5 separate regions of the Homo sapiens genome follow, and all the other regions are linked to region 5. Evidence: chromatin loops called from intact Hi-C (ENCODE). Cell type or tissue: endothelial cell of umbilical vein. All regions are shown on one strand. Each heading gives the region's core, and the rest is flanking DNA. Links, peaks and the distances in the headings are about the cores only. Region 1 overlaps NR3C1 (nuclear receptor subfamily 3 group C member 1). Region 2 has its middle 27 kb from the start of FGF1. Region 3 overlaps ARHGAP26 (Rho GTPase activating protein 26). Region 4 has its middle 170 kb from the start of HMHB1. Region 5 overlaps KCTD16 (potassium channel tetramerization domain containing 16).

Region 1 (5,000 bases), core at 1-5,000, 880 kb after region 5:
TCACTGTGAGCATTCTGACTATGAAGTGAGAAGCTAAGAGAACTGTATTTTGATATTCCTTTGACAGTTAAATCATAACACTGTTCTTCCCCTTCTTTAGCCCCAGCATGAGACCAGATGTAAGCTCTCCTCCATCCAGCTCCTCAACAGCAACAACAGGACCACCTCCCAAACTCTGCCTGGTGTGCTCTGATGAAGCTTCAGGATGTCATTATGGAGTCTTAACTTGTGGAAGCTGTAAAGTTTTCTTCAAAAGAGCAGTGGAAGGTAGTGTGTGTTTTGAAGAGTTTATTTTTCCTCTACTTGGTTTTCATTTCTCAGGGTGGATTTTGAAATTTCCATTATATGCAAAGCCCATGAAAGGCTAAATATCAGTTAAGAGGGGAGAGGAGGGTGGCTCCTAGGTCCTCTAATGGGCAGGAAAGTATTTAAAACAACAATACAAAAAGATCTAGAATAAAATAGAAAAGTACAAGTTGATGTCTGGGAGTTTGGTCAGGGAGCATAAGGTAACACTATAAGAAAGTGCTATCATATGAAATGATGGTGTTAAGTTTGGGCATAACATAATGTTCATTGTATTAGAAACATGGGCTTTAACTTCCATAAGCTAATAGGTTTCAAAGTCACCAACTTTACTGGCCTGGCAAAAATGAGTCACAGTGAGAACTGTGACAGGAAAAAAAAAAGATATTCATTTCATTTCTTATTCATTTTTTTTTTCTATTAAGCCAGGGCACTGTGCTAAGTGGTATAAATACCAATAAGACCTGATCCTTACCCTCTGGGAAGTCACACTCCACTGAAGTGAAAGATGAGTTAACAATGACAAGGTACAGAGATTATAATATAGATGAGGGAGAGAGAAACTCGGCCTGAGGAGGTCAGGAAAGGTATTTTAGAGAAACTGATTTCACTATATAAATGTTGTATTAACACAAATCTTACTTTGTTATGGATTCAGACTGCTGACAGGGCAACAGCATTATCTCCCTAAAGAATGAGAAATTCATTCCATAGCAAATTTATTAGAAGAGAGTCTAAAATGTCCTAATACTACCAGTGACTCCTCTAGGAAAAAAATTGTCATATAATTTAGTTATTTCTAAAGCAGTTTGAAAGTAGCTTGGCCTAAAGCTCTGATTATATTAATTTTTTAAAGAAACAATTATTCATTCACTGTATGAGGATTATTATTATTTGTCTCATGTTGTGTTTGCATATCCATGAGAGTTAGATGAGTCATTTTCTTTTGTTTTACTTTTTAATACATTAGCAAATTATAAAATTACTCATATTACACCACAAAGATTACAAGGATGGCAGCTTTGGCCAGTGTAGTAGTCCCACCTATTGATTAGAGTCAAAAGTAAAGCCCAGCCCTGCTTTGTGCATTGCTCCTAATAAAGTGGATGTTACTTAACACATACGCAGAAGACAGAAGCGTCTTCGTGTCCTCACTTTACTCCTCACTTTCTTAACTGCTTAAGTATTTCCACGATATAAATGCAGTGATAATAATAATACGGACAGTCCCTGACTTAACGATTTTTCAACTTTTATGATGGTGGGAAAGTGATACGCATTCAGTATGGCTCCTCGACTTACAATGGGGTTGCCTCCAGATAAACCCATTGTGAATTGAAAATATCTTACACTTAGCACTCCATTCTTAATACCTGCTAGAATTATAGATTATCCCTCAAAATTGGCATAGTATAATATGGGTATCAGCAAGTTGTTGCACTTTATTCAGAGCTTTACACTAGGCAGGGGTGGGCTTTACTTTTGACTCTAATCAATAGGTGGGACTACTACACTAGCCAAAGCTGGCATCCTTGTGGTCTCTGTGGAGTAACGTGAGTAGCATTATAATTTACATCCCCCATAACAAATGATCCAAGAGAGTATGTGATCAATGCAGCAGAACTATTGTCTTTTATTATCTGATTTCACATGTAACATGCCATCACTTCTGCCATATTTTATTGGCCACACAGACCAATCTTGGTAAAGGACGGAAAGGGACTGCACAAGACCATGCATTCAAGGAGGCAGAGATCACTGGGGGCCATCTTGGGAGGCTGGCTACCACACCCACCATAAATAGAAAACCAGAATTATTTGCCAAAAATAGACTTTAACCACAAAAATGAATACCATATAAACAAAACAAAGTCACAAAATTTCAGCTGACTTGAAGACTCATCTTTCTATTAGTTAGAAAGGGAATTTACCAAGTAGTAGAAGACACAGGAACTCCAAAATAAGATATCTCATTGTCTTATCAGAAGGGTTGACAGGAAAATGGGCTGGGCACTGTGGCTCAAGGAAAATGGGCTGTGCACTGTGGCTCACACCTATTATCCCAGCAATTTGGGAGGCCAAGATGGGAGGATTGCTTGAGGCCTGGAGTTTGAGACCAGCCTGAGCAACATAACGAGACCCCGTCTCTACAGGAAAAAAAAAAAAAAAAAAAACGTTATCCAGGCATCGCACCTGTAGTCTCAGCTACTCAGGAAGCTAAAGCAGGAGATTCAGGCTGCAAAGAGCTATGACACACCACTGTACTCCAGCCTAGGCAACGTAGCAAGAACTTGTCTAAAAATAAATAAATAAATGAGTCAAGGAATGAATGAATGGATTGACAGGAAATGACTATTAGTTGTACGTGGCCATGTGTTATGAAATAGTGAATACTAGTTAAAACTCCTCATTTTATAGATAAGGAACAGATAGATAGACTTGTCCAACTTCATGCTAATAACCACAAAGGGCTATTTTTAACTTATGAAGGTACATTGCCTCTGATCCTATAGCTCAGAGTCTTAGCTGTGCACAAGACATACCTGGGATAAAGAAATCAAGATTGGCGTAATGTGCACATCCTGACATTTCAGTTGGATATAAACAAAACTTTGGAATTTTTCATTTTTAGCAGTGGGTGATTTTTTTTCTTTTTTTCTTCCAGTAACTGTAGGACAGTGATTTAGAGATTCCTTATAGGGTATAACTTTTTTGTATTATAACCACTTCATCAATAGATGTATCTGTTGATCGTACTTTTGATTTATAGGGGATAGAATTGGGTTAGTGCTTCCATTTTCTGTCCAAGTAAAGAAGCTAGGATATTTATAGAGTACAAAAAGAAATTGAAACAGCTGGTACAGATATTTGGCATTGGAGAGCAGCTCTGAACAAAGGTGAATTATAGTCTAGTGGTCAATTTTGTGGCCTATTCTTTACAAAGAATTGAACCTGATACAGTTAACCATCTACCCCAAACTATTATTTGTTTAAAACACAATCTATTGGCTGGGCGTGGTGGCTCATGCCTGTAATCCCAGCACATCGGGAGGCCGAGGCGGGTGGATCACGAGGTCCTGAGATCGAGACAATCCTAGCCAACATGGTGAAACCCTGTCTCTACTAAAAATATAAAAATTAGCCAGGCGTGGTGGCGTGCACCTGTAATCCCAGCTACTCGGGAGTCTGAGCCAGGAGAATTGCTTGAACCTGGGAGGCAGAGGTTGCAGTGAGGTCATGCCACTACACTACTACACTCCCAGCCTGGGCGACAGAGCGAGACTCCATCTCAAAAAAATAAAAATAAAAAAACATAATCTATCAAACTGTGTAAAACACAGTTTATCAAAAAAGTAGTTACCCTTGGTGGGTACTGGCTGGAATTGGGCAGAAAGGGGGCCTGTTGGGGTACTGTTCTGTTTCTTGATCTGAGAGCTGATTACATAAAGGTTCTTGGTTTGTAAAAATTTATTAAATGGTTCACTGATTTGTGTACTTTTTTTATATGTGAATACTGCAATAAGGTTTTTTATTGCACTGTTTTCAGTTTGTTGAACAGAAAAAGGGAGACTCTTTTTGTTGTTTTTGACCTCTCGACCTCATAATGGCAATGTAGGCAAGAACATTCCCTCAAGGCAATACCTGTGGGTGTCTTGGTTATATTCCACCGGAAACAAAGACAGAGGCTGTCCTTATAAAATATGTTTGAAGACCTGTGAAACTTTAATAGTGCCTTTTATTCCATATAGGACAGCACAATTACCTATGTGCTGGAAGGAATGATTGCATCATCGATAAAATTCGAAGAAAAAACTGCCCAGCATGCCGCTATCGAAAATGTCTTCAGGCTGGAATGAACCTGGAAGGTAATATAAATATCTGAAAGCAATTGTTTGTCTCTGTAGCTTATAAAAATTTATCATTTTACTTTTGAAGATACACGTAAGCAGATGTAATTAATGTAGTCAGTTCAGTATATATATGCTTGACTAGCATAATGTTACTGCCCAATAAAAATGGGAAATTTTTTTCATGAATATGTCATATTGTTTGTTTATCCACCAGTTCTTCTTACACACACTGAATTCAGTACAGCCAGACTATATACAAAGAAAGGAAATTATGTAATAATGAAACTTACACAACATGCAGCAACTTTATTATTCTTACTCCTTTTTTCAGCCTCAAAACTATTCCCTAGGGTTGGAAATGTTTCTGTATCAGACATATTTACATGTCCATTTTTCTGTTTGCCTTTTAAAAGCATACCTTTTACTTGGAGATCTGTGTTTTATTACAGATCTTCAAGCGGGGGGTGGTGGGAAAAAAAAAACCTCAAGGAAGAACTGGATGGGTTTTGTTTTGGTTTTCAAGTAAAGAAGAAACCTGGGCCGGGTGCAGTGGCTCACGCCTGTAATCCCCGAAGTTTGTGAGAATCCTTCTGTCTAGTTTTTATGTGAAGATATTACCTTTTCCACCGTAGGCCTCAAAGCGCTCCAAATATCCACTTGCAGATTCTATAAAATGAGTGTTTGAAAAACTGCTCAATCAAAAGAAACGTTCAACTCCATGACCTGAATGCACACAACAGTGAGAAGTTTCTGAGAAAGTTTCTTGGTCTCCCCGCACTTTGGGAGACCAAGGCAGGCGGATCACGAGGTCAAGAGATCAAGATCATCCTGGCTAACATGGTG
Region 2 (6,769 bases), core at 981-5,980, 1.5 Mb after region 5:
GTCCGATTGACATTTTGACGTGGCAATTCTTTGTTGTGGGGGTAGTTTGTCCTGTACACTGTAGGATTTTAGCAGTATCCCTGGCCTCCACCTACTTGATGCCAGTAGCAGCCACTTCCCCCAGGTTTCGATAGTTAAATGTGTCTCAGACATCACCAGATGGCCCTGGGAGGCAAAATTCTCCCATTTGAGAACCACCTCTCTAAAAAGCGGGAATGTTTTCCTCTTCCATTTGGCAGACTGTGAGGGTATCTTCAAGTATTGTCTTACCTAGGACACTGACATATAATAAACTCTCAGCTCTTTGGGTTTAAACAACAACAGAAAAAATAGACTACATATCCTGAGTGCTTAGTACGTGTGAGTTACTGTGCTGACGCTTTTTAGTATATAATCAATATTTTTTAAATCTCTGATATATTTTACATTCTTGTTTTTGTAATTAGTGTGTATCTTACCTTTACAGCAGATCTTAATTTGCAGTAGCCCCCTCTCCAGTGCTCCAGAGACACGCAGCTGCCACACTGGGTCCTGCAGGGCTAGACTCTGAGCCCAGATTCTGCCTCTGCCCAAATGGCTTCCAGCCTTTAGATGTGGAACAACACGTGCCAATTTTACTTCAATGTCCTTCCAATCCTGTCCTTATTTCAGCTATTTTATCAGACTCACATACCTATTCATGTACTCTGCAATCAGTCCTTGGAATAGTTCCACATAGTTTAAAATAAGGTCTGCAGTTTTATAAAATTTATCAAACAGCAGAATACCTCATCTGGTGGCCAGACTGTGTTGACTATTATCATATTTTAGTTCTGATAGCTTTTCAAGGGGCTGTTTTCCAAAAAGTCTGTGTTTATGCATGCTAATCCTATCCAACGCTAATCACTGATGCACAAGTTCAATCACACTCTCCCGCTTTTTGGTTTATCTCACAATATCTAGGAGTATTCATCTCCATTCAGAGATTCTGCCTTTTCATTAGCCCTATGTGATGTTTCTCCCTGTCGTTCCTCATGTTATCCTTAGCAAATGTTTCTGATCACTTAGGGAACCAATTATTCTCTAGAAAATTTGCAGTAAACCCTTTAGTCTTACCACATTTGTTCACTCAAATTTTACAGGTATGAAAATCAAGATAGACTTAATTACTAAGGTCAACCTTTAAGTATTATGCCAATAAAAAGTAGTCACGAGTTAACCCTTATGAAATGCTTCCTGTGAGCCATGCCCTGTGCTCAGCTCTTGACATGCATTATTTATTTATCCTAATAGGCCTATGAGGTAGGTGCTGGGGCGATCGTCATGTTAGAGGCAGGGTAAGAAGGTGCAGAGAACTTAAGTAACTTGCCCAAAGTCACCCAGCTAGCAACTGGCAGAGCTGGGGGTCATATCAAGCTGTGGATGATGATACAGTTGGTCCCCTAACCTCTATACTCCATTGCCAGGAAAGATGATTTACAAAAGTTCTTGTTAGGCCTTCTTTTGATGAGGAAGTATATATATGTGTGTGTGTGTGTATATATATATGTATATATTTATGTGTATATATATATATACACACACACACATATATATGTGTATATATGTATACACATATATGTATACACATATATGTATACATATATATGTGTGTGTGTGTATATATATACACATATATATACACATATATATATATATCTTCTGGTATTCTAGGAACTGTCTCTGAAGCAAGGTGCCAGGACTTCTCAGGATGCAGGGCTTTTGACTTGAACAGGGGGCTGACTTCCCATCAGAAGCTTGAACCAAGATGTCACATCAGAAACCCTCAGAATCCAGTGCCAGGAGAGCACCGGGTTCAAGAGTGAATGGGAGTGGGGATATGGAAGTGGCAAGTGAAAATGATTCCTTCAAGAAGACAGGCTACAGGCCACAGCAGGAGAGAGACAGGAAGGATGGGAACTGAAGGGAGGCAGGGCTTAAGGGAGGGTTGTGCTTTCTCTGTGTTAATTTGTTTTGTTAACTTCTTGAGCATATTGCAATGCTGATGGGGGAAAAACTAAGAGCTGAAGGCACAGGAAAGCATAGAGGGGCGGATAGAAGCTGAATCAGCAAGGACCCCCAAAGAATCCGCTCATGAAGATATTTGAAGCTCATGTCAGGAGAAATGTTCGCCGGGTCTGACACCAAAGCCTGCTCGTGTCTGCATCACTCTCTGGCTTCCCACTGTCACTGCCTAACAATCTACGGCTATCAAAGATTCCGAGAGCCAAGTGGCTTGGAAGTTGTTTGAGTCAGAAACATTTTCCCTCCACTGGGCACAACTTCTTATCCTTTTCAGTGAGGAAATACAAAATGCATGATATCAGAACATATATCCTAGGGCAGCCCCCTATGTAGGTGATATGGTTTGGTGCAAGGGACATTAAATCTGTTTCTTCCTAAAATAGTTCCCATCAGCTTTCTTCGGACCTTGAACTATTCCATTGGGATTACCTTCCTAAAGAGTCCTGTTAAAATACCAACAGGTCAAAACAATCTCGAAAAGGACACCCATGCTCATTGCAACATTATTCACAATGGCCAAAAAGGTGAAAGCAATCCTGGTGGCCATTGACAGATGAATGGACAAATAAAATGTGGTATATACATACAGTGGAATATTATTCACCCCTAAAAGGAAGGCAATTCTGACACACACTACAACATGGGTAAACCTTGAGGACACTATGCTAAGTGAACCAAGCCAGCCACAGAAGGACAAATACAATATGATCCCATTTATAAGAGGTACATAGAGTAGTCAAATTCAGAGGCAGAAAGCAGAATGGTGGCTTCCAGGTCTGGGGGAAGAGGAATGGGGAGTTTTTGTCTAATGAGTGTGGAGTTTAAGCCTGGGAGGATGAAAAGAGCCCCGGAAATGGATGGTGGGGATGGTTGCACAAGAATGTGAATGCACTTAACACCACTAAACTAACTGTACATTTAAAATGGAAAATTTTATGTTATGTGTATTTTTCTGCAATTAAACAAAACACCGGGTGATTTAAAGGGGCTGCCTGATCAATAGCCAAACTATTATTAGTTTGACTCAGCTTTGATTTCCTGTTAAGGCCACTTTGCCCAGAGCAGGACTTTAAGGAGCCAGAGCAGCGAGGAGCCGGAGATGGAGAGGTGACAGGCGTGAGGACAGTAATTCACTGGGCGCTGGAATGCGTTTTGACAAAGGCCAGGTGTCGGTTCCCGTCCTGACCTGCAGGGGGCACTCTGGTGGGTCCTGGGAAACAGGAGGAGAACGGGAAGCCTAGAAAGCCCTGGGAGCTCCTTGAGCGACAGGGAAGCCTCTGTCTACCACTTTTACTGAGGCCGCCGGCAGTCAGGATACTACACAGTGGTTATTCTTAGGCCCCTAGAGTCAGCAAAGCCTCTTGTTTGGAAAACCTCCTGGGTCTCCCCTCGCAGGCTGTGTAAGGGGCGCCCCGCTCGCCCCGCGTCTCCGTGTCCGGGGTGGGTGTGAGGACGGCAGGGCCGCGCCCCCTGCTGGCCGCTCGCTCAGCTGCGCTGTCGCCTCCTCTGCCATCAGCCCGTGGGAAAGAAAGCCATTTTGGTCACAGGAAGCAACGTTTTCAACTTCTCTCATTAATGAGAAAGACAGAATTGTGATACTCTAATGGGAATACTCGAGGAAGGAATAAATTAAATTTCCATGCAGCTCCGGCTCGAGTCCCAAGCTGAACAGATGCTGTTTTTATCAAATACTTTCTATTCTGTGACGTGCTCTGCCAACTTTCTATTATTAGACAAATCAGGAAAAGTCTGATTTCTCTCCCTTCTGGCTTCTCCTTCCCGCTTTTGTGGGAGGGTGGTGGTTTGGGTGGAGACTCTGTCCTGTCCATAGAAGGTAAATGACAAGGAAATGGCAGCCACCTGAAAACTTGCCTTGATGCCAGCATGTCCCAGAAATGTCCTTTAAAATGACATCTCATCCAGGCGTCACCCCATCCCAGATGGCATAGCTGATGGGACAGGAAAAAATACATATTTTAGAGTATTTACAGCATCATTTTCCCCTGCCCCCACTTCCTTCCTGTGAAGGAGGAATTAGTCTTCACTAGCCAAGTTCTGGAGTATTTCTTTTTCTTTTTTCTTTTTTTTTCTTTTAATTGAGATAGTGTCTTGTTGTGTTGCCTAGGCTGGAGTGCAGTGGCACCAACATCACTAACTACAGCCTTGAACTCTTGGGCTCAAGCGATCCTCCTGCCTCAGCCTTCCAAAGTTCTGGGATTACAGGCGTGAGCCATTGCACCTGGCCCTGGAGTATTTCTTGTGCATAATAAGGGAAAATTTGGGAAAGGATTCTGAATTGTGCAGTACCATGGGTAGGATGGGTTGATGGGTCTACCTAAGAGAAGGCAGGGAGTTACATACTAACGAAAGCAGAATGGATCAGAAGGCGAGAGAAAGAATAAGAGAAACAAGCCAGGGATGAGCTGGGTTTGGGAGAATTCAAGAGATAAATTAAGGAGGACTGAAGTAGCTGCTGGGCTGTTGATATGGTTTGGCTGTGTCCCCACCCAAATCTCATCTTGAATTGTAGTTCCTATAATCCCCACGTGTTGTGGGAGGGACCCAGTGGTAGGCAATTGAATCATGGGGGCGGTTACTCTTTTCTATGAGGGAGATGCACAAAGGGAAAAGAAAAGACACACATGCAATACCTTCAAGGGTAAACAACCTTTATCCCATGTAAATGGCAATGCAGATATAATAAGCAAATGATACAAGCAAATTGCAATGGGAAGGGGAAAAGGGAGAAGATATATATATATAGCCTGGACTACTGGGAGGCTAGAAGTTAATGGCAAGGGCATGCCAACTTTCACCCCACTTCTCCCATCAATATAGACTATATATATATACACACACACTCACCAGACGATGGAGGATTCATCACCAGACCAGAAGCAACAGCCTGGGCTCCAGAGTCGGCCACTACACTTACCAGACTATAGAGGATTCATCACCAGACAGGGAAGCAACAGCCTGGGCTCCAGAGTTGACCGCTCATCCATGCACAGATGAGGAGAGGTCTCATGAAGCTTTGGCGTGGTATGGGACCCTAGTTCTTTTTGTAACGACTTATTTGGCATGAGGCCCAGTCACGAGGGCCCTTCATGACTGGACTCAAGGAACACAAAAAGGTCAACTTGTTTTTATGATTGTTTGTTGTTTTTCAATAACTAACATACAGGAACAGATTTCTCCAAAACCGTCTGGATGAACGCCTCAAGGGGCTCATGCAACCTGTTCTGGGACTTGGTGACCATTGTTTGTGTCCACATTCAATTGAGTTCAAATTTAAGATTTAACTTTTCCTCCACATATCCCCATGCTCTTCTTGAGTTCTCATGAGACCTGATGGGTTTATGAAAGGCTTTTCCCCTTTGCTTGGCACTTCTCCTTCCTGCCGCTATGTGAAGAAGGATGTGGTTGCTTCCCCTTCCGCCTGAGGCCTTCCCACCCCTGTGGAACTGTGAGTCAATTAAAACCTCTTTCTTTTATAAATTACCCAGTCTCAGGCAGTCCTTCATAGCAGTGTGAGAACGGACTAACACAGATGTCATGAGGAGGACTTGAGAAAGAGACAAGAGAAGAGGATTCTTCAGAAATGTTGGTGTTATGAATGGAACCCAAACCCCACCCTTTGGCATCTTTAAGAGATTTCAGTAAAGACATAAATTGATTTAAAAACTGTGTTTTGGTCAAGCATAGCGGCTCACTTCTATAATCCTAGTACTTTCAGAGGCCAAGGTGGAAAGATTGCTTGAGGCCAGGAGTTTAAGACCAGCCTGGGCAACATAGCAAGACTCTGTCTCTCAAAAACAAATTAAAATTAGCCTTATGTGGTGGCATACACCTGTAGTCCCAGCTACTCAGGAGGCTGAGGTGAGAGGATCACTTGAGCACAGCAGTTCGTGGCCTCAGTGAACTATGATTGTGCCACTGCACTCCATCCTGAGTAATGCAGCAAGACACCCAACTCATAAATAAATAAATAAGATAAAAACTCTGTTTTGTATGATGGTCTGGTGTTTATTCAAGGCAGCCTGGACTACTGGGAGGCTAGAAGTTAATGGCAAGGGAATGCCAAGTTTCACCCCACTTCTCTCATCAATATAGACTATAGTCCAGATATTTTAAATTAGTATCCTATAGGGTAGCTGGGTGTGGACCCCAGATGCATTTTATTTGGCTAGTTGAGATTTAAGTTTTTTTTGAACCAACAATTGAAAATTGGGATTTCACATTTTAAAAGCCTGCATTTCCTTTCCTACTTCTTTTGAAAAAAATGGAAAAATTTGGCAATATGAGGCCCTTATTACCACAAGGCAAAAATAGGCTCATGCTTTCTAGTTAACCTCAGTGCCCACCCCTCACATAAGGCATATGTATGCATGTATACCTGGCCCACTGCCTGCATTTGCAGGTGGACCTTGGAGATATTGTGGGTTTGGTTCCAGACTGCCGCAGTAAGGCAAGTATTGCAACAAAGTGAATCATACAAATTTTTGGTTCCCAGTGCCTATAAAAGTTATGTTGACAGTATGCTGTAGTCTAGTAAGTGTGCAAGAGCATTATGTCTAAAAATGTACATACCTCAATTAAAAATACTTTGCTGCTAAAAAAATAGTAATGATCGTCTGAGCCTTCAGTGAGTTATAATCTTTTTCCTGGTGGAAGGTCTTGCCTCGATATTGATGGTTACTGACTGATCAGACTGGTGGTTGCTGAA
Region 3 (6,769 bases), core at 740-5,739, 1.3 Mb after region 5:
CAAATTCAAAGTAGAAGAGCTGAGGCACCCACAGGAACACACAATCTCAAAGCCTGTGTCTGAAACCTGCCCCTTATGCTTATTTAGGAGACAAAGGGGAATGATAAGGAATGGAGCATCAGCTGCCATCCACTTGCAAGAAGAGTTTTGCAAGTGCCAGGGAAGGGAAGTGGTCCTTTGTTTCTAAAGTGCTACTGGGAAAATGAATTCCTAACAGTTCCTGGACAATGCAATGGTTCGGGTTCAGAAGAGCTTCATTTACACAAAGATATGGCCAAAGCCACATAGAATAATCTTGGAGAATGACACCTTTTCCATGTCTGTTTATGAGATTACAGACCCAAATGTCTACGGAGACTCGGTAAGTAAGAAAAATTAGGGAAACTGGATAAGAAATTCTTTAATCCAAGGAAAATAGACTTGGTCTTATGTTGCTCTTGGTTTTTTCTTTTGCAGTTTTACTTTCAGATAGAAACAAAGAACAAAGAATTATCTCCCCTCTGTGGGAAAAACAACAGTGCAAGTGCAAAGCAAAAAAGCTGTCACTCGTCTTCATGGGGGAGGTGGGCAACAGGGCATGGTGGGGACTGCGGCAGAACAGAGAGCACACACCCCACCTAAAGGAAATATCTGTCATTCAGCTCAACCGGTAGCTGGCATGCGGGAAGGCATGATCAGCAGTTAAAGATTTTTTTCAGTTTTAAACTGTTGCCTCAAACACTATTCAAGCCAAACCAAGCATGTCTGTGGACCACCAGTTTGCAACTTCTGTTGTCTGTGTCTTCCTCTGAATCTATCTGAGCTTCACCCTAGGTCATCATTACATGTTATAAAGTCATCCATCTCATGCATTAAGACCAACAATGAAGGATGCCTGTCTATATTCTTGATTCACCTTACAGTCAAACTCAGGAGAGTATCTCCAGGTCATCCACAAAGGAGGAACTTGGGCTACTTCCCTTTTTCTTCCAATACTCAAGGACACAGTGCCATCACTGGAAGGCAATGGTAATCTACTATTTGGAGACAGAACATATGAATCTGCACTACTATGCGTGCTCTGATGTAATAAACCATTGAGGTCCTTCTGCAAGACCTTTGTGCATGGAAAGAATTAATAATATGCCATGATAATCTGGGTGTGGTACAGGTGAGAGACAGAGGAAGTAAGAAACCAGAAGATGCTGCAACTGGCAGCCCCCAAACCACAGGTAGATTTACTGAGTGTTTATTATGTGCTAACCACTGTGCTAAGGACTTTACTTGTATTATCATTCATTCTTCACAATAACTGTATGAAGTAGACACTACCATTATTTCTTCTTTTAAAAGTGAAAAGACTGAGACTCACATAAATTACTTGCATAATGTCACACCACTAGTAAGTGCCAAAGCCTGCACTTGAACCCAGGTGTGCCTGAATCTAAAGCAAAGCCCATGCTTTAATGACAATGTTGTACTGCCCCCCTGTGCATGTAGCATACATGTCCTGGGATCCAGAAAGACCAGCATCTTAAGGAGAAGAAGAAAGGAAGGAAGGAGGGAGGGAGGGAAGGAGAGTTGGAAAGAGGAGGGAGGGAGGAAGCAAGGGTCAACCCTCTAAGAAGGTTTTGGAAGTAGCTTCTAATCAATTATTTAGAAAGGATCTGATCCTCTCAGCACTTTGGGATGCCGAGGCGGGTGGATCGCGAGGTCAGGAGATCGAGACCATCCTGGCTAACACGGTGAAACCCCGTCTCTACTAAAAATACAAAAAAATTAGCCAGGTGCGGTGGCAGGCGCCTGTAGTCCCAGCTACTTGGGAGGCTGAGGCAGGAGAACGGCACGAACCCGGGGGGCGGAGCTTGCAGTGAGCGGAGATTGCGCCACTGCACTCCAGCCTGGGCGACAGAGCAGGACTCCGTATCAAAAAAAAAAAAAAAAAAAAAAGGATCTGATCCTAATAAATGAATGAATCATAACCTATTAAAGCCTGCAACCTTAGTATTTTTAGAGGAATGTTCCTAAAATAATTAGGATCATAGCAATAATAATAGTCTAAAAAGTAGGTATCACCAACCACATCAGATAAGTTCTTACATTTTTATGAGAGACTGAAGTCGTAAAACATCGGGAAGCCCAAAGACATCTTTGGCATATTAAATTGCATGGCTCTTAAATGCAACAGATATTGACTGAGTTCCTATTATGTGCCAGTCATCATGCTAGGTATCAGGGACATAGAAGCAAGCAAATGTTAACACACTGCACAAGGACAAGGCATTATTCACTGATGGGATGAGTGAGACTCAAGGAGAATGCAAATACCTGTTACTACTATTGATAACAAACTATGAAAATATAGCTTCTGTTTCATGTATTTTTTTTTCATTTTTACTATTCTATCTCACAATCAACAGAAATGTACATAAGTGGAATGTACTGGTTGAACTGTTTCTTCTATCCAGAATTACATAATAGCTCATTTTTGGTTTTGATTTTAAAAAGACAAACTCATTTTATATTTAGAAATTGGTAAATAAACTGGTATATTCAACCAATAAAACTCCATATTTCACCAGGCAGACTAAAGAGTAAAAATAGGGTTGCCTCAATCACCCTCCCAATCAAGTCCATTAACCACCATACCCCATTCTTTGTTAAACCAGAATCAAACAGCAAACAGGCATGCTCTCATTTAATTAAAAGAAAAAAAAAAACTCCATGACAAGTTCAAACTACATGAATTCTAAGACTCCAAGAACTTCTCCACTAACTTATTTTACAGAACAGCCAAAAAGCAATTCAGAAACTATGGTATCGTCTCCCAACTCAAGTCATGGAAGTCAGAGTCATATAACACCCTCTGAGGAAGGAAAACTCCATTTCCTGCCTGAAATGTCATGGCATTGAGACCAGCACTCTAATCCAACCAGCAGGAAGGCAAAATAAAATATTATTTCAAACAAGGGGTGAGAAGGGGAGGGAGGGGAAGTCTGAAACCAGGAAAAATGGATTCATGTGTTGCAAAAGATAAAGGCACGTTGCACCAGGAGGGAAAAGTAGGACTGCCAGGTTCTCAGCACACACAGGACAGTGAAATCACTCATCTTTTCTGCACCATCCTAAATAAGCCATTCCTAAAGCAAAGGGCCTGGCACTTTAGTTCAAAGAGCCAGGTAAAGGGTAATGTTTAAACAGAGGCCCAACTAACTGAGCATGTTTGTTTTTGCAAGAAAGTGGGTATGAATGATTTGTGATGAAAGGGTGGGAGGAAGGAATTTCTAGAGAATGAATGAGTCATTTAGGATACTCTTCTTCCTTTAAGGAATAATACTCTCATGATTATTTTTTTCTACAGAAAACACACACACACACACACACACTCTTCTGTCAATGTATACAAGGTGTATATAGGACAGCTGATTTTCAACTGGACCTTCTAATAGTTACTAATACATACACAAAACTGCCATCTAGAGGTTGAATGTTGAAACAAAGTCTGTTACATAAGATGATCCTTTTTGGAAAACACATAATCTCAGTCACACAATTTCACAAAAACACACAAATGCATACACACACACCTCTTAGCAAGCTAGAAGAAACAATATTATTTTAATTTAAAATTAATACAGTTTCTTCTTGAGGCCATAAATTGGAAAGAGAGGGCATAACACTTTATCTTTATTTGAAGCATGTATCAACAACAGGTTATCACATACACAGTTTGAAAATGGAATCTTACCCTAGCAGGCCCTTTGCACATATAACCCGAATGCACCTGTATTTCCTCTCAGCTTATAGATAACTTGAAAACTCATGACACTACAGGAAAAGGAGCACCATTAAGACAAAAAGCAGGCTCACAGGAATATCCACCAAAGCTAAGGTTCACCATCACAACAATAAAGCCCCAGGTTTTAGGGTATAGAAAAAAATTCAACAGCCATGTTTTCAGACATAGGACTCCATCAGAGGGGAATATTAGTGTGTTCCACCTTCAGAAAAAATCCTGCAATGTAGTGATAATTCACCCCATCTTACAGATGTGGTTAAACCACTTACCCAGAGTCACACAGCTAGTAAGGAACAGATCCCAAATTCAAATTTAGGAATGCTCTTATCTTTTTTACCTGCATCATGCAGCCTGCCATACAAACATATTTGAAATGAGGGTGCTGAGGGTTCCAGTAGATTCTTCAGATCTTTCAAAAATCTTTCTGGCCTCCACTATTCTGACTTTCACCAATCTTCAGTTTTCCTGGGTCTCTTCCCTAACAGTACACAAATGCAGGTTAAGTGAGCACCTGCTAAAAGTTTAGTTTAAATAGCAACTAACTTGATTAAGCTCCTCTAGTCTCTTACACAATAGTTTACCATGGCCTCAAAGAAAATAATTAACCCATGTCAAAATTACGTCACCATAAAAAATAAAATTGAACAGCCATATGCACATATTACTGTATTAAAAGCTGCATAAAATGTTCTTCTGCCTCTGGAAGCAAATCACCTGAGACAGATATTTAGAATTGAACAGAGGTATATAAAACATACCTAATTAAACACCCAACCAACCAATACAAAGAAAAGCTTATTACTGTGCAAATGCAGGTTACCTGGGAAGAAGAAGAATAGAGTTGACAGTGGATGTGAAATGCTAGGTTGGGACTAGATCAGAGGAGAGCTACTGCCCTTTACCTATTCATGGAAAGCTTGCAAAACAAGGACTTTGGAACTGGTATGAAAGAAAATCAGATGAGGTCTGTTAAGAAAGTCCTACAGATTTGTAAACTTTATATCTCCACTGCCAGTAGTCTCTAGCATGTAGTAATGCTCAATAAAATAAGGAAGGAAGGAGGGAGGGAATGAATTCAGCGTATTCCAGTCATGCCATCGTCCCCTGTAAGAATGGAAGGGTAAAGTCCTCTTGTTTGTTACTTTCCCCCCAGTATTCTGGCCCTCCAGGTTTGCTGGAACACTCAACATCCTGGTGTTTATACCTTAGTTGCTTGAGTATATATGAGCATTCCAAACTCAAAGGTAAGCTCCATGAAGATAAGTTTATTCTTGCCTTATCCCTTATTACAACTCCAGCACTAAATATCCTTGCCATCTCTAAGAAGCTATCCTTGCTGCCCACCTCTAGAGAGTACCAATGCTGGGAAAGGGGCACTTAACACACAGCATTTTCAAATGTATGGACATTGGTGAGAGTCAGCTAACCCCAGAAAAAAGTAATCATTTCCCTTCCCCAGTGTAAACACTGCCCCTCAAGAGACTTTATTGATTCAGGGAATCAGAAAAAGTTTTATTATTTTTCACATGGTTTACTAGGCCCTCCTGGAAAACACCTGAGAGAAAATATCCACGTGTCACTTACATCTGTGAGAAATTTCTTGAAAATAAACAAATCCAGGGATGCTGGCAAATGACTAGTACCATGATTCTTTAGCCTAAACAAATATTTTCCCTATATTTGCTCATGAATTTCCTTAAGACACTGCATGACGGAGTGAATTATTCAAAGTGACAGAACACAGACATAAGCAAGTACTACCGATTCACATCCTGCTACCACTAATGGCTGCTTTGAAATCATGTCCCATTTTTTAACCCAGAAATTTTACACTAAATCCTCTCAAAGAGTTGACACATTTTGTAATGATCAATCTAGTCTTTATTCAATTAACCAATATAAATTATAAACCTTCAAATGCTTGGTGCTATGGCAAAGTAATACAAAAGCACCCAAGAATGCTGCTTCATTAAAGAATAAAAAAAGTGATTTTTATTTTATTTTACTGAGATGGAGTCTCCCTCTGTCACCCAGGCTGGAGTGTGGTGGCGCGATCTCAGCTCACTGCAACCTCCATCTCCTGGGTTCAAGCAAATTCTTCTGCCTCAGCCTCCTGAATAGCTGGAATTACAGGTGCCCACCACCATGCTCGGCTAATTTTTTTCTATATTTTTAGTAAAGACAGGGTCTTGCCATGTTGGCCAGGCTGGTCTTGAACTCCTGAGCTCAAATGATCCACTTGCCTCGGCCTCCCAAAATGCTGGGATTACAGGCATGAGTCATCACGCTAGGCCAAAAAAGGGTGATTTTTAAAAAGCTAATGAAAGCTTAGGCTATAATCATGTAAAAAAATAAAAGAAAAGAAAGGAAGAAGGTAATTTATGTGAATGGGCTGCTTTGTGAAGTGGGGTTCCTTGGCAATGGGATTGTTCAAGCAGTAGGTGTTGAGTTATCCATTTAAAGGCTGCTGGGTGCATGAGTGCTGCTTCATTGAGAAAGGCCCTCCCTATTCAAACTGCGTTCATTTCCTGGGGCTGCCGTAACAAAGTGCCACAAACTGGCTGGCTTAATCAACAGAAATTTATTGCTTCACAGGTCTAGAGGCTAAAAGTTCAAGATCAAGGGTTCCTCCTGAGGTCTGTGAGGAAGAATCTGCTCCATGCCTCTCCTCTAGCTTCTGGTGCTCTGCTGCCAACCTTTGGTGTTCATTGGCTTGTAGGTGCATCACCTCGACTTCTGCCTTCATGTTAACACGGTATCTTCTCGTGTACATGTCCATCTCTGGGTCCAAATTTCCCCTTTTTACAAGGACAATGGTAATATCGCATTAAGGCCCACCCTAATGACGTCATTTTAACTTGATTATCTCTATCAAGTAATCTCCAAATAAGGCAACATTTTCAGATACTGGGGATTAGGACTTCAGCATATGATTTTGGCAGGGACACAATTTAATCTATAACTAGTATCTGCTAGGAAATTTTTTAAAAT
Region 4 (6,769 bases), core at 688-5,687, 210 kb after region 5:
AAGTTGCAGTGAGCTCAGATCACACCACTGCACTCCAGCCTGGGTGACAGAGTGAGACTCCATCTTCAAAAAAAAAAAAAAAACAAAAATAAATGCCTATAGATAATTGTATTTCAGAGGTTAACAAAATGCAAATTCCATGAACGTGATTCAGTAATACTGTGTTTCTGTATGATTCCAGCATCTCATTCAAAGACCCTTAAGACTTAGAGTCAAATAATTATGTATCTTGGGATTTCAGGTCATATTAGAGTTTAGCATCAGTTCACACAGACAGAGGGCTCTGCCTTCTTAAAAATGGATGACCTGAAGTTTCTCTTGTGCAAGCAAGGCTAATCGTTTCTCCCTGTCTACAATCGTTTTTTTGTGGAACAGGTCTTTGCCTCCTTTCTGAGAGTCAGCTTCATAACTAAGAATAACACTATGATAGACTAATAAGTTCATGAGTCCTTGGCTCAAATCCTGGTTCTGCTGTTATCAACTCCATTATTTTAATTTCTTTATCTTATGTTTGCTCATTTTACAAATGAGATTAAAGCTAGTAACTATTTAGGGGTTGTTATGAATTAATAAGTTTTTGTGCTTAGAACAGTACTGCCATGCAATGAGTATTAGCTCCTACTAATATGGCCCCAACACTGTCCCTTTTAACCACAGATGACTAGACCAGGAGTGGCTACCTACCAAGAATATGGAACTAGGGAATATCAGTATATCAGAGTCAATTATTGGAGAGCTCTAGAACTGAAATCACTTATAAAAGTCAGAACAGAGGTCACCATGTTTGAGTCATGGGCATGGATAAGCAATCAGAGAAAGCTTAGTTTTGAGGGAACTAAATAGGTGTAAGATGTTGTACAAAACACTTTACATGTATTTTACATGTATTACCTCATTTAATCTTCACAGCAACACCATGAAGTAGATATTATTATTAGGCACCATCTTACAGAAGAGAAAATTGAGGCATAGAGTGGTTAGGATTCAAACCTAGGAAGTGTAATTCCAGAGACCATACTCATTCATACCCACTCTATATACTGCTATTGAGTAAGTAAGTATATGAGTGAGAAAGAGGAATGGAAAGAGGAATGTAGAGAAAGGAGATCTTGTGTTTGCCTGAATACATGTCTCATAAGGCTCACTTCCTACTCATGGGTTCAATGATATACTTCTTTAACTTTTCAAGAAATTTTCTCCTTCTGCTCTATTTAGTTTGAATGGTTTACTGCTATTTTATGATTCATGACTAAGACTTCCTTCTGTTTAGTGGCAAATTGTCTAAAATGACCAAGAAAACACCGTACTTATTCTCACAATGAACTGCAACTTATGGTTTTTGAGGCTCCTATAGACCTGACCAACATGAGAGGCTAGAGAAAGAGTTCACATACCCAACAACGATTTGAAAGTCTGGTTCAGGATCTACCCAGCCACAGGAAGAACAAGAGCCACAGGTAATTGTTGTACATGGGATGAAATAGTTTCCTCCACTTCAGGACTAAGGTTTATTGAAGAACAGATGGCACCAGGATGTGGTTGCTGCATCTCGATGTCATCTCAGGTAATTTGCATTCTAGATTTTTGGCTTCTCAAAAAAATATTTCTCAGTGTCAGCTTTCACAGTTAAAGTGAATAGGTAGTTTGAGTTGGGCAGAAGATATTTTAAATTAAGAAATCAGACATCTCCATGGTAATCCAAGTCACCAAAATAGGTCAGAGCTAGACTATGTTTCAAAAGACAAAATCACCTGAAGTTAGGGGAAGAGGAGAGAGGTGGCCTTGATGTTCTGAAAATAAAGTAAGTAAGAAGGAAAGGCAGGAAGGAGGGAAGGAAGGAAGGAGGGAAGGGAGGAAGGAAGGAAGGAAGGAAGGAAGGAAGGAAGGAAGGAAGGAAGGAAGGAAGAAGGAAGGAAGGAAAGAAGGAAGGGAGGAAGGGACGAAGGGAGAGAGGGAGGGAGGGAAGGAGAGAAGGGAAGGGAGGGAAGGAGGGAATGGAGGGAATGAGGGGAAGGAAGGGAAGGAAGGAAAGGTGGGAAGGTGGGAAGGTGGGAGGGAGTGAGGCGGAAGGAATGCAGGCAGGAAGGCAGGAAGGCAGGAAAGCAGGCAGGCAGGAAGGAAGGAGCCCATGTTTTCTCATATGAAAATGAAAATGTGATATACTCAAAGCTTGAAAAACTTGAAAATATTATATCCAGTACCCTGACTACTTCTCAGTGGTGACATGTGTCATTTGAAGAAATGTCAGAAGGGAAGAGGAGAAAATTACATTTGGCCAATTATATGTGGTAACCATTGGAACGAAAACACTGACATAAAAGGTCACTAAGTCCACAGTTTCCTCTGGTTGTCCCATTTCTTCGCTTCATTTCTTTAGCTTTATCTAAGCTTTGCTGAAGTCCTGAATGCACTGAAAAGAGCCAAATTCCAGACCTGCTGGCAATGAACTGTGCTTCATTCCTCATGTATGAACTCAGCGTTGGGATGAATCTCTCCCAGTGGAAAGAAACAGGCAAAGAAACGTGGAAATTTGTACAGCTTGGTTATTGTACAGATTGAGGAAGGTGGACTCATTGCATTTGGAATAAAAGATGGGTTTTCCTCCTTTGGCAGTATTTTTAAAAAGATAAAATTTATGATCACAATAAATGTCAAGCTAATTAACTACTACAAAGCACCACTTTTCTTTATGTATCTACTCCCTTTTATAAACAAAACTAATTGGAAGAATGGTAAAGACGCTATAAAAATTCAGAGACTTTTAAGCCAGGAGTGATTGTTATCTGCCATGCTGTGAGCCAGCATTTTTGGTTTCCTGCCTGCCAGACTTCTTTGTGTTCCACCTTCGTTCCCCAATTTTTCAAGCTCCCAGCTCACTCTGCCCATTATTCTCTCCACTAAATGTTTTGACTTTCACATAATGGATTAATGCTGCATTTGGGATAGGAATCAGGAGAGAGAAGACAGGATTGAGGGGAGGATGGGGTGTGTGGGAGGCGCATGGAAGAGAAAATGGGGTTATAGGCTGGGAAAAGGGCCTAACAGACTGACTTCATGAGCCTGTGACCTATGCAGTCATCTAGGGCCCTGAGCTTAGAAGGGATCCACCCTTGGCTTTATGGTCTGCTGCCATCATCTTGAAATTCTCAAACATTTTGAACAATACTCCTCACATTTGCATTTTTATTGGCCTCCACAAATTATAAAGCTGATCCTGAGAGCCACAGGAAAGGAAGCCCAAAGGGAGACAGAGTCCAAAGGTCTCCTAGGAGATTATGAAGTGCATGCGAGCTCCAGGTCATCAACTCACCAGGGCTGAATTCCTACAAGCAGAAAAGGGAGGACAAGGAGCAAGAAAGGAATGTGCTCAGGGTCTGATTGCCCCAGCCTGGAAAGCTTCTACCCTTCCTTTCCTCCTCCATTCAACACACCAACACCTTACAGTCATGCCCAAAATTAAATTCCTTTGGCTTCACATTTTGCCTGCTCTTAGGAAATATATGCAGGACATAATTAGTCATAGTAGTCAGTTATGTTTAGTCAATCAAGGAAGAAATATTTATCCTGTATGTCCTACAGTAAGTCATTCTTCCAGGCACTGTGGATATGATGATGAGTAAGGCATGCAGAAGCCTTGTACTCAAGGGCATTACATTCTAGTGGGGAGACAGGAAATATAACTCATAAATAATAAAAACTATAATATGTGGTACTGATATATGCTATATAAAAATGAAGTGGTAGGTAGAAACTGAACAGGCTGCTTTAGCTGGGGTGGCCTGGAGCTGCCCCTCTGGGGAGATGGCTCATGACTTGACAGCTGAGTGAATAGAAGGCAAGTCTGCGAAGATCTGGAGAATGAATGCTCCAAGAAGATGGAGTACCATATGCAAAGGCTCTGAGAAGAGATCTACTAATAGTTATTTTTGTATTTGAGGGACAAAGAGAAGGCCAATTTCACTGAAAGCTAGTGGATAATGAGGAGAATAAAGAAACATGAGACCAAAAAGTCAGCAGGGGTCGAATCTTTTTGCAGTCCAGAGGAAGAATTTAGATTTTATTGAAAAATAACAGGGAACATTCAAAAATTTTATCGCTGGGGAGTGACATGATCTAATTTACATTTTTGAAAAAAAACTCTGTCTCCTGTGTAGAGGATGGACTGCAGGGAGTGTACAGCAAGAATGGAGGCAGGGGAATGATTCAGAGCCCATGGAAGTGACCCAAGGGAGGGAGCTGGTCACTTCAACAAGAGAGGTAGCAATAGAGATAGGAAAAAGTGGTGGGATCCAGGATAAATTCTGCAGAAGGGGTCAGGATAGATTCTGATGGATTTATGTGAGATCCATTAGAATCTATCCTGAACCCTCTTTTGCTACAGCAAAAGAGGAAACATGAGTGGCTTTTATATGATTAGCCTGAGTAGCTGGTAGATTGCAACCCCATCACTGATGATATAAAGGTTGCATAGAAGATTTTTTTCTGTGTTGGAGATGAGAGTGGAAAGCAAGAATTCTTTTTCAGTCCCTTTACCTTTGAGGGTACTATTAGATATCTTGGTGGAGATATTGGGTAGGCAGCTAGATGTGTGAGTATGGTCAAAAGAAAAGAGGTCTATCCAGGAGATATGGGAGAATTACTAATGTACAAGTGTGTTCTGAAGCCGTGAGATGATATGAGAATCCTCTTAAGGAGAAAATGTAAGCAAAGACGAAAAGAGGGCTACAGAGAGAGCCATGCATGCTCCAAGATTTCAGATCTAGTTTGTTAGTAGGGGAAAAACCAGGGAGGATGTCACAGAACCAGAGATGAAATGTTTTTAAAATGGACAATAATTGGGTGTAGATATCTAATGAGACTTCAAGATAGAACAGGAAAATCACATTGGATTTGGCAAGATGGAAGTAATTAATAACCTTTGGAGGGACCATTTATGTACAATGGGGTTGGAAGTGAGAAGATAAAAATGCTCAGTCCGAGTGGATGGCAAAGAATGAGAAGTGCAGATGGGAGTGCACACAGTAAGTATGGACGCATTTTTATATTTTTTTTAGGAGGAGGGGAGGAGAGAAAAGAAAAAATATAGTAGTAGGTAGAAAACACCAGGACCAGAAAGGCTTCATTTAAAAAAATCTTTTAAAAATTATTATTTTAAGCCATATTTGTACAGAGATGCAACTCATTTCATAGAAGGAGAAGTTGATAGTGCAGATGAACTAGATATAATTGAAATTCTCTTAATCAATTTCCACTTAACCTGAGACTAGATTAACTGCTCTTCTCCATTTCTTTTGTAGAGCATATTGATGATTCCCATGGCTGGTATTCCACACTCTGAAATGCTATGCACTCTGTGTTCACCAGCTTAATCTGTGAAAGGGACAAAGATGCAATTTTGTCCCTCCCCAAACCTGCTAGTGCCTGTGTTATAGGCTGAATTATATTCTCCCCCAAATTCATATATTGAAGCTCTAAGCCCCAGTGTGACTGTCTTTGGAGACAGGGCTTTTAAGGAGATAATTAAGGCAAAATTAGATCACAAAAGTGGGGCTTAAGCCAATAGGATAGTGTTCTTATAAGAAGAGGAACAGACAGGGAGACTGCACACAGAGAGAAATGACCATGTGACACCACAGTGAGAAGATGGCCATCTGCAACCAGAGAGAGGCCCTAGGAAAAATCTAACCTACCAACCCCTTGATCTTGGACTTTCCACCTCCAGAACTGTGAGAAATAAATTTCTGTTGTTTAAGCCACCCATTTGTGGTATTGTATTACAGCAGCCCCAGCAGATTAATAGTCTATTCAAATACAGTCTATTGTAATTGTGTCATTTAATAAAATATTACGTAAAATGAAGAAATCATGTTCAAAAGAGTTGTTCTTAATGAAAACTTAGCTGAATGCTTTGGGAAGACTTGTTCTTTTAAGAAACTGCTTTTAAAAATTGCCATTCCAGGTGATCATTAAAAAGTCAGGAAACAGCAGATGCTGGCAAGGATGTGGAGAAATAGGAATGCCTTTACACTGTTGGCGGAAGTGTAAATTAGTTCAAACACTGTGAAAGACAGCGGCAATTCCTCAAGGATCTAGAACCAGAAATACCATCTGACCCAGCAATCCTGTTCCTGGGTATATACCCAGAGGATTATAAATCATTCTACTATAAAGATACATGCACACGTATGTTTATTGCAGCACTATTTACAATAGCAAAGACTTGGAACCAACCCAAATGCCCATCAATGACAGACTGGATAAAGAAAATGTGGCACATATACATTATGGAATACTATGCAGCCATAAAAAAGGATGTGTTCATGTCCTTTGCAGGGACGTGGATGAAGCTGCAAACTATCATCCTCAGCAAACTAACACAGGAACAGAAAACTAAACACCACATGTTCTCGCTCATAAGTGGGAGTTGGACAATGAGAATACATGGACACAGGGAAGGGAACATCACACACCGAGGCCTGTTGGGGGGTGGGGGGAAAAGGAGGGGAGAGCATTAGGACAAATACCTAATGTATGTGGGGCTTAAAACCTAGATGATAGGTTGATAGGTGCAGCAAACCACCGTGGCACATATATGCATATGTAACAAACCTGCACGTTCTGCACATGTATCCCAGAACTTAAAGTAAAAAAAAAAAATTAAATTGAATTAAAAATAAAATAAAAAATAAATTGCCATTCCATTGTTATGAGCAAGATAACTATAAAAGATTTTTTAAATTTATAAAAATCTAGGACTCTACCCTCAGAT
Region 5 (6,769 bases), core at 792-5,791:
GCTCAAGATGGCTGACAAAAGGTGACCAAGCAACGGTGCTGGAGATTCTGCAAAAATCATGAAAGGTGCTGGATGGTAGCAAGCAGGCTGCACTGCAACAACCTCAGATGCCCCCAAGGAGGTGGTCTAAGAAACCCAGATCAGCAGACATTTGTTGCCTGGTAGAAATCCTTTGAGATTTTGAAGGACAACATAAGCCTTGCAGCAACCCAGAAAGATAAGAAAGGTAAATAGAAGAAATCTTGGGCCAAAGGCACATATAGCATCAATGTAGTTAATGTGATAATTTCCAGGAAGAGATTCCCCCATGCTAACAGGGTATGCCTATAGTTTAACAATTGGGGGATGGTGGTAGAGGAGGATTTCAAGCACTATTTCTATTTCAGATACACAGGGAGTCCTGTAATTAAGGATATCCTGAGGGTCTGGGGAAGCTGACGGTGTAAGCAACAGTTCTTTAAGGCAAGTGTGTGACACAAAGGAAATCTAATAAAAGAACAAGTTACTTTTGATCAGCACAAAATGACAACATTGAAGGATTTGTGGTCACCTTTCATTACTGCAAATAAAATTTTCCTTAAGTTCACCTAGTATTCACAAATTCATAGTATTCACAAAAAATACCAAAACACAATTTAAGTACTAAAAATGATTATTTCTTGCACAGAGAAGCAATAGAGCATCATGGTTAAAAGGGTGGGCTTTGGGATCAGAGAGTCCTGGGGTCGAATCCCACCTCCATTGTTTACCAGCTGAAAAAGTTACATACATCTGAGCCACAGTTTTCTCATCTGTACAACAGGGGTAATAATTGTACTTCCCATACAGAGTTTTGTGAGAACTAAATAAATAATGCATGTTAAATGCTTAGTGCACTAACTGGCCCATAGTAAATGCTCAACAAATGTATCATTTGCTATTACAAACACATTGCTTCGTGTCTTTTTAAAAATGAATTCTCTCCTTCCCCAAACTGTTCTAATTATTAGCTCCACAAGAGCTCAGGGTAGAGCCACATCACTAACATTGACCAATCCTTACTCTGGACCCCTTACAGATGTGAAGGGAAGGAAACAGAGCAATCATATAAATCTCCCTTGAGGATGCAGAGCCTCCTACTGAGAGGTGGTTTGGATAAGTCAAAGAGCACCATACGGCAGTGTTGTAATGTTTCCCGCATGGATAACACATTTTCTACTTGACAAGTTATCAGTGTCACCATCTCTGGCCCCATAAGCTCCAGAGCTTGTTCCTCATTTGTTAGATGTCACTTGTCCCAGCATGGTGCTTTATATACAAGGATATCTGAGTGAAAGTCTGCACATTTTTAATGTTCTCTTCTTTCTTCCTAAATATTCCCCCTTGTTGACTAATTCAGTCTCGGTGAACCATCTTCACTGTATGCAAATGACTGTAACACCTAAATGCTTGGCCTTGCTTTCTTCTCAACTTCCATACACCTGCTGGGCATTTTTACAGAGATCTACCAGCACCTTACACTCGAGTCCTAAGCTAAATATCTGTTTTCCACTCTCATCTTTTTCATTTCTCCAAGTTCTCCTTCTGTGTTAAGAGCATCACAGGTTTCTCAGTCCAAGTGAAAATCCATCATCTGATCCCTCCCTTTCCATTGGCACCCAACACTCAATAATTAAGTCTACCCACTTTCTCTACTATACTTCTTTCAGATATCTCTTCTCTTCGCTTCCATTTGTCGTACCTTTGTTCTTTGCCTTTTACCCAAATTTGACTAAGAAATAATTATGGAGCCATGAGCCAGGCACAACACTAAGCTATAAGCTCTATGTGTTGGGGATCCAGAAATGAATAAAGTAGACCAGCTCTTTGCCATCATGGAACTTCCATTATAGGCCAGACACACAGATCATAAACAAATAAACAAATAAATGAGCAAGATCATTTCATATAGTGAAATGAGCTATGAATAAAATAGAATAGGTAATATTTAAAAAATCTTGTTTGGGGCAAGGAGAAGAGGATTGATACTGCAGGCTGAGACTCTGGGGAGGGGAGCCAGCTATGTGAAATGCTGGGAACAGTGTGCTCTAGGCAGGTGGAATGGAAACAGCAAAGGCTCAGCTGTCTGAGGTGAAACTAAGCTCGGCTTGTTCAAGGAACCAAGAAAGCCAGCAAGTTGGATCCCAATGAGCAAGGGTGAGAGTGCAGGTCTGAGAAGTAGGCAGGGACCAAACCACAGATTTCATTCTATGTGTTATGGGAAGTCATTGGGAATTTAAAGTTAGAAGTGACATGTTCTGGTTTGCTTACTTTTTAAAAGGTGACTTTGGCTGATATGGGGATAACAGATTGTCAGGGAAACAAAATTAGTTGTAGGGAGATCAGTGGGGAGAATTTACAGGGATTTAGTGATATATGATGATGTCTCAGACCAGAGTGAAGTAGAATACATGAGGAAAAGCTAGCAAGGATTTTGGGGGTACAGGTGGTGGTATTTCTATATGGACCTGTTAATGTTCTTCCTCCTTTCAAGTTTTTACATCTCAGTTCATTTGACACAAAGCTAACAGTGTCCTCTTTCTAAAGATGCCATTATTTGCCCAGATATCTTAATTGGCTCACCACTGCTCATAGAATAAACTCCAAAGTCCTTGGTGTATATTCAAAGCTCTCTGCTATCTGGCCTCACCTTCTTTAGAGTTCCATACAAATGGGCTGATAAGGAAAGGGAAAAAAATGGTTACAGAGACATTCAAAAGTTCTGAGATAAATCATTTCAAAAATAGTGATATTCATAGAAAGTGGTGCTGGTTTTTGATATGTGAAGGACCAGCATTCACAGCTCTTCAACTGCTCTTAAAATCTGAAAGGTTCTGTCATAAATGAAAAAGCCACAGTGCCTCAACCAGTGGCTTGCTTTAACTTCCAAGGGAAGAAATAGGAAAGCTCTAGGAACTAGAAGAAATCATGTAACCCCTTAGAACACAAATAAATAGATGAATTAATTGATTTTGTTACAATCCTTCGCTTTATTCGTTCCCTGGTCTAAAATCTCCCATTATAATGCAATTAAGTGAAACCTCATGACAAAATGTAATGATTAAGCAAACTATAAAAAGGCAGAACTTGATAGAATGAAATCGTGTATCACATTGAACATATGATTTCCTTTCTCTTCTGCCTTAAGTAAGCATTTCTTAGAAATCAAAAATTCATGTCAAGATCATCAAAGCCGACTTGAGACGTCATCAGGATTAACAATCTAGAGTAACAGAAGGGGGCAGTGTTATCACAGTCTCTTGCATCAACCTGAAACCTTGAAGAAGAGAAACTGAAAGTCACCCTGAGTAACACTGTTCACTTACCCAGCATCCTCAACTGAGTCCCAATTTCAATTACTAATTTCTTTCCACTTGTGAAGTCTTAAGCTCCCAAAGTCAGCAATGAGATGCCCCCTTTGGTCCACCAACTTGACATACCCTGCCAAGCCCTATAAGAAACTGATCCCTTCTCACTGTAGCCTCAAGAAATGCAAGCCTGTCTCTACATTTACCTTCATTATTAATTATTCTGCCTTTTACAGCATGAATGGTGAAAGAAATTCACTTGTATTGACCATATAAGAAAAATACTTTATATTTAACATGTTATCAGAAAAGGCCTAAAGTTTATTTGTACTGCTGAAAAAAAAAAAAATGGAAATACGCAGCTCCATGCAGAAGCACTGCCGCAAACACTCACTGTTAGCCTGAGATGCATAGAAAAACAGGGAACTGTCTCGGCTGTTGAGATAATTTAGCAGACAAGTCTAGAGAGAGATAAGTGGAGGCAAAAGCTGGTAAACACCCCCAAAGAGGAGGTGAGATTTCTTAAAGAAATCTGAGGAAGGATAACTCAGCCAGCTGTCTTCAGGGCTTAGGGAGGGAGGATGAGAGGAATGAGAGGAAATATCATGACTAGACAGAGTTGCTATTGCACTTTGAAGGACAGGTGGAACCTAGAAAACAGAAGCTAAAGGTTCTATGTAGAAGGGAAAAGTGGTTGAAAAAATATGTGTGTAAGTGTGTCAGGGGGTATATGGAGGGGAGCAGCAGTTGGGAAAAGAACAGTCAATTATCCAGTTTGGCTGGAGCAAAAGGCACCAGTGAAAGAACAGTGGAGGAGTTTGAACTTAATTCTGTAAACACTAAGTAGTCATTGTGAGTTTTTGAGCAGAAATGACAGAAACAAGTTTCTCAACGACCACCACTTCTACAGAGTAACTCAGAACTCATCTACCCTCTCCCCAGCATCCCTTTGCTCACTTATCAGGGAGGACTTCCACCAATGATTCCCATTCAATGTCCCCACTGACAGGTGTGGCTTTGACATTAAAGCAATAAGAATTTCCGTTTTTACAACAGTATTAAAAAATATTTTCCCTCTATCCCCCAGCCATGAAAGAAAGGGAAATAAAGATAAAAGCTGCTCTATTACCCATTTGGCAAAGTGAAGAATGGTGTACATTGAATGTCGCACATTAACGACAATCAGTGAGGCTCACCTTCAGCAGAGAATGAGAATGTTTTATGTGTGTTGTGGTGTGTGTGTGTCTGTGAGTGCCCATTCACTCATTCATTCAGTAAATGTTTGTTTAGTATGTTCCACATGCTAGGCATTGCCATAGGCAATGGGGATTCCACAATGAACACAAAAGAGCTGAAGCTCCTGCCTTCATAGAGCTCACATTCTAGACAATAAATGAATAAGCATATAGAATGTCAGATGATAATAAATATAGTGGAGAAAAATAAAATAGAATATTAATTACTATGTTACTGGGGAGGGGTATTAATAGCAAAGGGACAGAGGGGACAAGGAAAGAGGTAGGGGAAAAGTGTGTTCTTTAGTAGTTTAAGCTAAAAAAGGCTTTTTCCAGTCAGGTGAACTATAGTAAAGAAAGGAATTTTCATTCAACAATCAATCGTAATATTAATAGATATAATAATAGATACCAATTACTGAATCACTACTACATGACTGTCACTATGCTGAGCATTATTTCATTTATTCTTCACAATAAGCTTTGTTAGTGTGACACTTATAGGCACAAAGGAAAGTGAGGCATCGTAAGAAAGAGAGAGAACGGAAGGAGAGAGAAGCCAAGGTTCAGATAAGTCAAGTAGCTAGCCCAAGTGATCTTACGCAAATGTACAGAACGTGGATTTGAGTGCAGACACTCTGACTCCAAAGCCTGCACTCTTAACCCAGACACTGGGTTGAGGTACAGAGATAAATAAGTCATGGACTCTGCCTTGGAATTGCTCATAGTCTAGTAAGAGAGACAGACTCGTAAACAAATAAATCCAGTGCAGTGATAGGAGCTATAATAGAGGTATAATAGCGTTAAGGAGACACAGAGGAAAGAGTGACTAAGTGCCTGGCTGCGGGTGGGGTGAAGGGTTATCAAAATGCAGACATATTCATTTGTGCTTATGTAATTCATTGCTCTCGCTGGGTCTGGTTACTCACAACGAATCTGCAGTTCCCTCCAAAACCTTTTCCGGTGGATTTCCCCAGTCTGTCTTCACAGGTTGTGGGTTGTCAGCCTCATCCTGAATGCAATAAGTAGTTCTGACACAGAGGCCACATAAACTCTTTAAAGCCACTGTGGAGAAGGAAGGGAAATAACAATATAGCAGTCTACCTTAACTACCTTCATAAAAGGCTAAGGAATATGGCAACCATGTGAATTAAAATGAGATGACCAATATAAGGGAAAAGAGGAAAAATGCTGGCAAACCACCTGAAAAAACTAAAGGGCATGTGTATTGTGATACAAGGTGGCTGACAACAGTTACTCAGAAAGGAAAATTATATTCCGTGAAGGTCCTTATTACCTAGCACGATTTGCTTTAAGCCTCCATTCTTAACCTAGGTCTGCAAACGGGATTCACAAAATTCATGAATTCCCTGAAATTGTATGCAAAACTCTATGTACCTGCTCTACATTTTCTTTTTCTTTTTTCTTTTTTTTTTTTTTTGAGATGGAGTCTCACTCTGTCACCCCGGCTGAAGTGCAGTGGCGCAATCTAGGCTCACTGCAAGCTCCGCCTCCCAGGTTCACGCCATTCTCCTGCCTCAGCCTCCCGAGCAGCTGGGACTACAGGCGCCCGCCACCACACCCGGCTAATTTTGTTACTGTATTTTTAGTAGAGTCGGGGTTTCACCATGTTAGCCAGGATGGTCTCAATCTCCTGACCTCGTGATCCGCCCGCCTCGGCCTCCCAAAGTCCTGGGATTACAGGCGTGACCTGCTCTGCATTTTCTAGAGATCCCAAGAGTTCATCCAAATTTCAAAACAGTACATGTTCTCCAAGTAGGTTAAGAGCTGTGCGTTAAATACTTTCAGAACTGCTACTCCAGTAGATTTAAGTATAAAGAGCCTGGCATATCTTAGAGGGTCCAAAATGTCTAAGTGCATCCTTTGATATCATTGTTATTTATTGCCTTTATCAATGTGTTTGCAAATTACTGGTGCTACTTAGACACCCTACACATGAATATAAGGCCTTACCATGACAACAGGGCTTGCTTTTGATTATGTTGTGTATAGTTGATCTTTTATCTCTCTTTTGGAACTTCTTTGTAGAAAGATTCACTTTTCAAAGAAGCTGTTCACTCAGTATTGATTCTCAACTTTTTGTGGCAGGGGAGGGGAGGTGAGTATTTGATTAGGAATATTACAATGCCCCATTTGGTGTTTTCAAGCTGACCTCTCACCTGACTCTTTTCCACTCCAAACCCCTAT

What was found. Hi-C counts contacts between places; a loop is a spot of excess contacts. Peaks named below come from ENCODE experiments on the same cell type or tissue, not always from the same donor. Only the 100,000 strongest peaks of a DNase experiment are listed, where the experiment ranks them.
Region 1: a loop joins it to region 5, with 6 times the contacts of the local background. A loop is called at or near these places in 3 of 110 quality-filtered maps.
Region 2: a loop joins it to region 5, with 4 times the contacts of the local background. A loop is called at or near these places in 10 of 110 quality-filtered maps.
Region 3: a loop joins it to region 5, with 5 times the contacts of the local background. A loop is called at or near these places in 17 of 110 quality-filtered maps.
Region 4: a loop joins it to region 5, with 2.7 times the contacts of the local background. A loop is called at or near these places in 3 of 110 quality-filtered maps.

What each region holds. Positions count from the first base shown.
Region 1 is chr5:143,309,269-143,314,268 of GRCh38, reverse strand. It overlaps NR3C1 (nuclear receptor subfamily 3 group C member 1), which reads left to right. Exons shown (of 9, transcript NM_000176.3): 3 at 101-267; 4 at 4,056-4,172. Among named protein-coding and RNA genes, the nearest start is that of NR3C1, 92 kb to the left of the region's middle. In endothelial cell of umbilical vein, for the core only: no CTCF peak of the experiment used is centred there; DNase peaks (open chromatin) are centred at 648, 2,598 and 4,478; H3K27ac peaks cover 4,226 bases.
Region 2 is chr5:142,710,024-142,716,792 of GRCh38, reverse strand. No RefSeq gene overlaps it. Among named protein-coding and RNA genes, the nearest start is that of FGF1, 27 kb to the right of the region's middle. RefSeq lists a silencer at 3,392-3,591. In endothelial cell of umbilical vein, for the core only: CTCF peaks have their summits at 3,293 and 3,497 (motif pointing left); a DNase peak (open chromatin) is centred at 3,332; H3K4me3 peaks cover 559 bases; H3K27ac peaks cover 796 bases; H3K27me3 peaks cover 251 bases.
Region 3 is chr5:142,919,018-142,925,786 of GRCh38, reverse strand. All of the region lies in intron 10 of ARHGAP26 (Rho GTPase activating protein 26), which reads right to left. Among named protein-coding and RNA genes, the nearest start is that of ARHGAP26-AS1, 53 kb to the right of the region's middle. In endothelial cell of umbilical vein, for the core only: no CTCF peak of the experiment used is centred there; a DNase peak (open chromatin) is centred at 2,946; H3K27ac peaks cover 769 bases.
Region 4 is chr5:143,982,724-143,989,492 of GRCh38, reverse strand. No RefSeq gene overlaps it. Among named protein-coding and RNA genes, the nearest start is that of HMHB1, 170 kb to the right of the region's middle. In endothelial cell of umbilical vein, for the core only: no CTCF peak of the experiment used is centred there; a DNase peak (open chromatin) is centred at 3,582; H3K27ac peaks cover 1,012 bases.
Region 5 is chr5:144,188,729-144,195,497 of GRCh38, reverse strand. The region is part of intron 2 of KCTD16 (potassium channel tetramerization domain containing 16); the gene reads right to left. Among named protein-coding and RNA genes, the nearest start is that of KCTD16, 21 kb to the right of the region's middle. In endothelial cell of umbilical vein, for the core only: a CTCF peak has its summit at 3,264 (motif pointing right); DNase peaks (open chromatin) are centred at 3,277 and 5,387; H3K27ac peaks cover 2,482 bases.